2 separate regions of the Mus musculus genome follow, and region 1 is linked to region 2. A link is a loop called in an ENCODE intact Hi-C map of the cell type or tissue named here. Cell type or tissue: left cerebral cortex. All regions are shown on one strand. Each heading gives the region's core, and the rest is flanking DNA. Links, peaks and the distances in the headings are about the cores only.

Region 1 (4,209 bases), core at 762-3,261, 230 kb after region 2:
CTTGTCCACCTGTAACCAGAGGCCCATTTTACACAGACAGGGACCAAAAAGGGTCTGCAGCAAACCAAAATAGTAAATTCTCAAAAGAAATGCTTGTTCATACATACTAAGTTGGTCAATTAAAAAAATAAAGAAAAAGAAGGTATGAATGTTTCACGGAGTTAGTGAACATGGGAGGTATTGGAGAAAGAAGAGCAAAGGGGAGATTATGTAATTCACTATTAATTTATGAAGTTCTCAAAAGAAAATGAAAAAATTAAAGAGAACCAACAGTAATGAGGGGAAAAAATCAATGAAACCAAGACAGGAAAACTATAGATTAAAAACAATTAATAAGCGAACCCAGAAGCTGGTTTTATGAAAAGTTTGATAAAATTGTGACATTCCAGCCATGCAACCCAAAAATGATTGCTGATGTCCAAAATGAAAGGGCAGCACACACACTAGACCACTGTATAAGACAGCATGACAACTCAAAGCTGAGGTCCACTTAACATTTTAAAACTCTTTATGTCTATTTGACTAGCTTTTTGAGTATCTAAATGCTCACATACCTTGTATCTTTTCAGCTATAACTACATATGCTATATTCTGTAGTCATAGTTCTACCAGCAAATAGATCAGTTTAGTTGAATGAAATGTTAAAGTTTCAGGCTTTCTTGGTTGGCTTCTTGCTTACCCAGCTGGCACTCCTCACTGGGTGGTACCCCTTTCCCTATGAGAATCCTGCTTGAGTGAAAGGTTTAACACTGTATTGGCTTATGCTTTAACCAACGTTGGTGTCCTTGGTTTCTAGATCATAATTTAAATTTTTATTATTGTTATTTTTTTCTGTTTCATCTGATTCTTTCCATATTGACTTAGTTTATTATTCTTTTTCATGGGTTTACTTATACTTCATGGGTCTGAGGCAACTAACTTTGGAAGGAAAATCTTGATCTTACCAGTACTGGGGGTTATGTATTTTCATATTTTTTCTTGTACTGTTCTCAATAGAGAACTGTATTTATTGGGGCTTTATCATTGGGGCTTTATTGTTCTATTCTTCATAACAGAGTGTAAAATTTAGAAACATTGAACATTGAATATTTATACTTGTTTTGTTTAAGCTGGAAATATTATATATTTCTGATAAACATATAGCAAAAAGGACAAAATCATCATCAGCTGATGAAATTAATTGCTAAAACTGCTGTTCAATTTGAATTACTGATTTTCAGTTTTCACAGAGAACCTTCTGTGACAAGGTCAAATCTAGTCAATATGCTTTGCCTTCGAGTGAGATATTTGTAGCCCAGAGACAAAAGAAGCTTGCTCAGGGTCACCTGGGTAGTTCTTCAGAGAACTTGAATCACAACAGTCTAATTCCAAGAGCTCACATCATTCCCTAACTGGACTAACATTAACTTCAAATAAGGAAAATAAACAATGATCCCTGGTTCATTATGCATTTAAAGGTGGGAGAGAGTGTCAGTCTAACTTGTGAGTCAAATAAAATAAATTACAAGGAGATGCTTCTGAAATGATTTTTAAATTATACTGTTTTTATCAGTGAAAAAATCCTTATTTATATTCTCTGGTCTGAACATTTGATCTAGTAGGAGTCTAGTGCTTGCCATTCAAACTGAGTACTATGTCTCCAATTTGTGAAATGGCATTGGGCAAATAACATGTTTTCACTGCTTGATTCTGCTCTAGGGATCTATATTAACCCCCCTCTTATAAAAGTCTCTGATATAAATATGACTCACTTTGTATCTGTGCCAAATGAGCAACATAAGACCTTAGCATCATTTCTATGTCTTTGAAATATCTCTCTGCGTTTCCCTTGTCAAATATGATGCTTTATTTTAATGATAAATCTTTCTTACCAGTTTTGTACAGTTAAAGTACATAAATTGATTCCCAAACATCTTTTAATGCCTTCAACATTTGCTTTCGAAATTGCTTATAGGTGAGGGCACTCATCAAATAAACCCACATTTTGACATTTACATTAATATCAAGAGACCATTTAATGAGCAGTGTTACTGTGGAGAAGAAAAAAGAAGTCTTGAATGGTAGTAAAATCTCCATTGTTCCCCCATCTATACCTTGTGAACAGGGGAAGGTAGGTTCCTTCATGGTAGGAAACTACTGGATATGGATATGTAAATAGGGGTGGATATTCTGGTTGCTGTGATCTTCTTAGGGCACTGTCTCTCTCTTCTGCCCTAGGATATGAAAAAAGCAAAGTCAAAATAAAACAGGTCCTTGTTTGGGGTGAGAGAAGAGAAAAGCTGGCCGCCTCCCCCATGACTCACCCAGCTGGCTGTGAGGTTCAGGGAGCCTTTTTTAAGACTGGGAGGAGATTGGAGGAGGCAAGGGAAGAGTGCTGGAAAGCTATACAGAAATTAAGTCTTTTACATAGTGCATAGGAAGGTGCCTGTGTGGATTAAATGAAACATTGTTTTGCCAGAAAGCATGCAGCTTTCAGAAAACTGATTTTCACAAAAGATATACACCAAAATTATTGTAGAAATGGTGTAAGGGTTGACTGACAGAACTACTGATGATCCATCATCTAGATTCAGCTTTTCTTGTCCTAGGAAGTATCTAGATTAGGACCTGCAGCTTTATAGACACCCAACAAATAGCAGCTGCTGCTACTGTCATGGATTCTCTCTCTCTCTCTCTCTCTCTCTCTCTCTCTCTGTGTGTGTGTGTGTGTGTGTGTGTGTGTGTGTGTGTGTGTACACCCAATTACACAAGCACATACTGCCTATGGCAAAGTAAATGAGCCTCCTCCTCAGAATCCTAACCCGCATGGAAGCTTTTTTGCCTATTCCTAATTGTTTAGTTATAGATATCATTTAAATCCTTTAAGCTCTGTTCTCTTATCAACAAAGTAAAAATGACACACGCCCATCTGCATATTGCACAGACTGTGTCAAGGACTCTGGAAGACCAAGTGTATGTCTGTGTTAAACAAGTGCAAAGGTCAGCAGTAGCAACAGGCTACTTTTGAAACTTCATCAGACATAGAGCTAAGGAGTGTGCACTCAGATTATAAGATGAACTCTATTTGAACACTGTGAAACCATAAAACTAGGGCAATCAAAGTCTGGGGGTGATGTAGTTTAAAATAGACAGGTAAGTGCCTTGTAAGGTGTGGGATGCAGTTCTGCATTAGTTTCATTATTCAGCCAAACTTCTATTATGAGATAATATTTACTGAACTTTACGATAAGCCACAGACCAAACAATGTCTTCTGAACGTGGAGTTTTGTTTAACCCTTACTACACCATTCTCAGGGATAAATTAAATATTGTTGTCATCATTAAACAGCGAGGAAACCATCTTGTCAGTTATTATTACTCTCATTGTACACGAGGCCAGCTCCAGCTCTCAGAAAGGTTTCCTCTAACTGGGTCACAGAGAGATCCAGCTGCCCACCCACCACTGGCCCCACAGAGATGCAGGAGAAGGCTATTTTTGTCTCCTGCCCATCCCACAGAGCCTGGCACCCAGCTCCCCGAGGGAGGACTGCTCTTTGGAATTCCTGGCACCCACTCCATTCTCCTCCTCCTCATACACTGCTCATCTCTCCTAGTGATAACTGCGTTAGGTTTGTCTGTTAGTTCAGGCACACACAAACATGGCTCAAGCTTAGTCATCTCAAATTAGATATTGAGATCTTGCTATACCTTGGGAAGAGGGGCTGAAAGAGAGTTAATGTAGATGAGGCCTTGCCTGCAGCCTATCTTCTCTGAAAGACTGTTAAAATAATTTTATGTATGTACCAAGATTACATTTTCTGTGCTGTTGGGCTTTGCTGTGTGTCTCTGGGGCATTTTCTTGCCAGTTCAGTAAGCCCTTTGGTGTTAAGGAGCTGGTAACCTAGGAAATAATGTGGGGGAAGAAGGCTTTGGAGGTGCTCAGTTGCCAGTGTGATTGTCAGCCTGGTGGGCCGACTCTGAGGTAGTAGGTGTGTGTGAGGGTGGGTGAGGGTGCTGTGAGCTTGCTTGCCTTTGGTTGCCGGAGTGCTGGCACAGGAGTGTGGGTGTGATTGCAGTGAGTGATGCACGCAGGGTAATTGTCAGGCAGCTCAGATTTTCTCCCTCTGCCTTTTTTTGCTTCTTTTTCTCCCTCTAATTTATAGTAGGCAAAGAAATCCTCCGCTGCATCAACGAGGTGATATTTTTGAAAAGTTTCCAAGGGGATGAATT
Region 2 (4,209 bases), core at 554-3,053:
TGGAACGACTTGGAACAAGTAGCTTCTCTAGGTGCCTGTAGGAACTTTTCTCTGTTCCTCCACCTACAGGGTAGGGGTGGGGCAGGGATGGGGTGGTTGTGGAGGGTGTTTGGGATAAATTTGTTTGTGCCATAATCTCAAGGTGCTCTGACTGGAAGAAGATAGGAAAACCAGATCCCACATTACAGCTTATTTGCTTGTTTCCCCTTCAGTAATTACATTTCAGCCCCCACCCCATTATTTTAAAAATTAAACAACTAAAGCAGTCTTCCAGGTGTCTTTCCCCACGTCAGCAGCGACAGGGTGAGTGCAGTGCACAGGGGCATATCTATAATTCAGCTCAGGAATATTTTCCTTAATAATTAATCAGGAATCACAAAAGAAGGAAGCCCAATAGGGCCCATGAACAAAGCTGCTGGAGAGTACAGCTACCCAGGTGCCAACTGACCAGCCCAGGACTGATCTGCTCCCGTAGCTGGACCTGTGTACCGTACTGCTTATTCAAACCATAAGGTGTGCTGAGGGAGATGGCCCAAGACCCAAACCTGACCATCACCTTGATTCCCCTCCCACTACACCCTGCCCGGTCTCTGAGCTAACCTTTCTTGTATACCACATCTATGTCCCAGAGACATCCACAAACTAACCACTAATGAAAAAGCACCTAAAGTTTATCTGGGGTGGGGTTGCCTTCCTAGAGACACACTTAGTTGCTTATAGGATAGGAAATGTGGAGTACTTAAACAAACAAACAAACAAACAAACAAACAAACAAACAAGTGGATGGCAGTAAAGTTTGGGGCACTAATATAAAGCCTCTCCAATGGCCCACATGGGCTCTCCAGTTCAGCTTCAATTATCTTTGCAGCAACAGTTTCACAGAGGGGTCAACTCAGCCTTTCAAAAGCTCCAGCCTAGGCCATTTTTAACAGTTTGTCCATAACCCTCCAGCCTCCCTCCTGTTGTGACTTGAGCCTCCTGTACACAGTAGCCTTCGCCGGGGGTCAGACTTCATATTCGACCAGTCTCTAACATATGGTCTAATACATGGGTAAAGTTGATCTTTCTCTGTGCCAACTGGGCCAGCAGCTGAAGCTGCAGACTCTCAGTGTTCCAGGAACGCTGAGACTAAGGTTGGGGTGTACTCACGGGGAGGGGAGGGGGAGGATTTCTGGACCTGCAGTCTGGCCAGAGATGCACCTGAGCCCTACTACCACACCTCTAGGGGTAAACAGATGACCAATGTCTGGGGAGATAAAAGATCAGGGTAAGAAGGGAAGCTGCCCCAAGCTATCCACCCCATTTTCTGGACTGCATCTTTCATCGAAGTCCCTCTCTCCCAGTGTCTCTAGTGGCACCTGTGCTGTGGTCGGTCCTGGACTTCTATTCCAGTTCCTACGGGACACATCTGCCTCCGGGATTTGCTCCTCGCTTGGGGGTGATACCCAAGTGCTCCTGGGATAGTTTCCAGAAGCTAAGCAGTCGTGGGGGCTGGGCCGACGGGTGGGGTCGCAGCGTCGTGACTGTGCCCGCCCAGCCATGCGGGGAGGCACCCCTAGTGACAGCCCCAAAGGCCACACCCTCGGCCCGGCCAGGCCCCGCCCCCGCCCGTGCGCGCTGGCAGCCTGGGGAGGCGTGTGCTGCTCCTGCAGCCAGCTAGAGAGCAAGACTGGGATGGATACTGGAGAAGGAATGCAGGCTTAACAAGTGATCGCTGCTGTCTAGGATTTTGAGTCTTTTTCGGAGAACCTTGACTTCCGTTCCCAGCCCATGTCTGCTGTGCCGAACTCCAGAGGAACCAGAAATCTCCGGGGTCTACCTTGGGGCGTCCCCAATCTCCACCTCTGGGCTCCAGTAACGAGGACTCTGCAATACCCCCTAGCCCCCTGGCCAAGACAACCGAACTTGTTCCGTGGATATTTGGGATCCTCCACCTGCCAAACCTGAGCGATTTTTTTTGTACTGCGCCCCCACCCCCAATGATTCTGCCCCTCCTCCAGCTGTTGCAGCGTGGAAAAGGGGAAACAAATCACCGGGGGGGATTTTTTTCGTCTATTTTTATTTTTCGCACTTGCTGGGAATGGTAAGTATGAGATCTTTCTTATCTTTCCTTCACCTTACTCTTTTGGCTGTTGAGAAACTGTGGACATTTGAGGAATAAATAATATTGAGAATGTGACAGAAGGACATGAATGGAAGGCGGTTAAAAATAAACCAGGAGGTGGGAGAAGGGAGGTGCAGATGCTACGCGGCGCTCCAGGGGCAACCCAGGGGATGGGGCGAGTGCGCCCTGCTTAATGTGCCAGAGCGGGAACCCAGGTCTGGAGGCTAGGGCGCAATTAAAGATGTCGTTCCCCCAACGAGGTGGGGTTTAGATTCAGCATCATTTTCGTTTTGCCTGATCCCAGCCTCACCGTTCCTCTCCTTTGCGAACAGCTGATGAGCCGGTCTGTATTGTTGCCTCTCCCAACATTCAGATGGCATGCATTTTCAGAGTGTTTGAGCAGTCCACAGGGACTGGATAAATGGTGTGCGTTGAGTTGATGTACGTGTTTCTTGGTGTTGGTTTTTCTGATTCTATCACCTTTTTATGTTTTAATTTTGTCCCTCTCTGCCCTTCTCCCAAATTTGGTTCAGGTACCACCCTAACACAGTTGCAGAAATTAGCATCTAGAAAGGAAAGCAGCCTTGTTGTTGTTGGGTAGGAAGGGAAGAGGGAATGCTTGTTGGTATTTGGGAACATAGAAGCAAGAATAGGTGCCCTGCAAATCCTATTAGTTTAATGGTGTTAAGAAGGTCTCTTGCATAAAGTCTGCTTGATTCTCCTAAGAAGAATACCTGGAGAAAGAGAGATTTTAAATCAGCTTGGTTTGTTTGAAAAAATGGTTTGGTGGGTTTACAATTTGTCTTTTCTTTCTGTCTTCCTTCCTTCCTTCCTTCCTTCCTTCCTTCCTTCCTTCCTTCCTTTCTTTCTTTCTTTCTTTCTTTCTTTCTTTCTTTCTTTCTTTCTTTCTTTCACTTTCTTTTCTCTATCTCCCCTTTCCCACCATGCCTCCCTGCTTCACTGCCTACTTACCTCTCTCCCTCCCTTCCCCCTTTCCTTCTTTCTGTCTCTCTAGGATAGTAAGGTAACTAGTAGCCAATTGAAAGGAAAACAGTTTTCTTTTTGAATGTCAAAGAGTTAGAAAAATAGTAATTAACAAGCCTAAATAAATAAAAGAATAAGGAAGCATTTGCTGTAGAACACAATGAAGGCAGTTCCAGAGCTTGTAGAAGTTACAGTGAGCTGGAAGACCCTCAAATTCATGACATTTGGGGGAGTTACTTGAGTAGAAGAAACATCTTCACATTTGTAAATCTATGGGTATGTCAGTTATTCAGGGCTTAAGTGGTGTCTGTACAAACTGTTTGTGGGTGCTGAGAAGTTGAACACATTCTCAGGCTTTTTGGATTCTGTCAATCTTAAAAAGATGTTGGCTGACATTCCACAGTGAACGTAGTCATAAGGTGGTTTTGTACACAAGGCCTTAGAGGTTTCACCACGGTAAACACTTATGAATGTAAGATGATGTGACCAGGACAACAGAAGAGGGGGGTGTTGCTAGGGATAACTTCTGAGGTGTATTTTCTGGAGTCTTTTGGTTTCAACCAAGGGTGTGTGTGTGTGTGTGTGTGTGTGTGTGTGTGTGTGTGTGTGATGCCCTGTGTTTGCCATTTAAGTTATGGGACCAACACTCAAAGTGAAGAGCAGCAGGTGCTCAAGGGTAGAATCCTGTTAATGGCTTCAGAAAGCCATGGCTCTCATGCCGCCGAAGTGTTTCCAGTAATAGAAACTAGAGGATGCCCAGAACTCTACCTGTTATCATCATTGCCAATTCTCTGGCTCATTTTCTGTATTCTTAGAAGTCCTCTTGGCCAGAGTAAATGGAAGAAGCAGGTGGTCAGAGTTAGGGGCAAGTTTCCTAAGTCCTGGCTGAGGAGATAAAGTCAATGGACTTAGGAGAGCAAAGTAAGAAAAGAGGGCCAGGGATAGCAGATGAGGCAGAGAGATTGGGATATGAAAAAAAAATGTGTGGTGAACTGGAGGGCGAAAGAACAGGATACAGTGAAATGGGGGGTGGGGTGGGTAAAGTGTGTACTCTAAATGCTGCATCCACATGCTTCAGAAGACTATATCAGGTGAACATGACGGCACTTCAAGGAGAGGGG

The links. A loop is a pair of places that touch in the nucleus more often than their neighbours do. Peaks named below come from ENCODE experiments on the same cell type or tissue, not always from the same donor. Only the 100,000 strongest peaks of a DNase experiment are listed, where the experiment ranks them.
Region 1: a loop joins it to region 2, with 11 times the contacts of the local background. A loop is called at or near these places in 3 of 42 quality-filtered maps.

What each region holds. Positions count from the first base shown.
Region 1 is chr2:107,515,992-107,520,200 of GRCm38, forward strand. No RefSeq gene overlaps it. Among named protein-coding and RNA genes, the nearest start is that of Gm39903, 210 kb to the right of the region's middle. In left cerebral cortex, for the core only: no CTCF peak of the experiment used is centred there; DNase peaks (open chromatin) are centred at 2,315, 2,925 and 2,982; H3K27ac peaks cover 1,357 bases.
Region 2 is chr2:107,288,989-107,293,197 of GRCm38, forward strand. Kcna4 (potassium voltage-gated channel, shaker-related subfamily, member 4) reads left to right here and starts at 1,601. Exons shown (of 2, transcript NM_021275.4): 1 at 1,601-2,083. In left cerebral cortex, for the core only: a CTCF peak has its summit at 1,555; DNase peaks (open chromatin) are centred at 1,603 and 2,337; H3K4me3 peaks cover 1,839 bases; H3K27ac peaks cover 1,378 bases.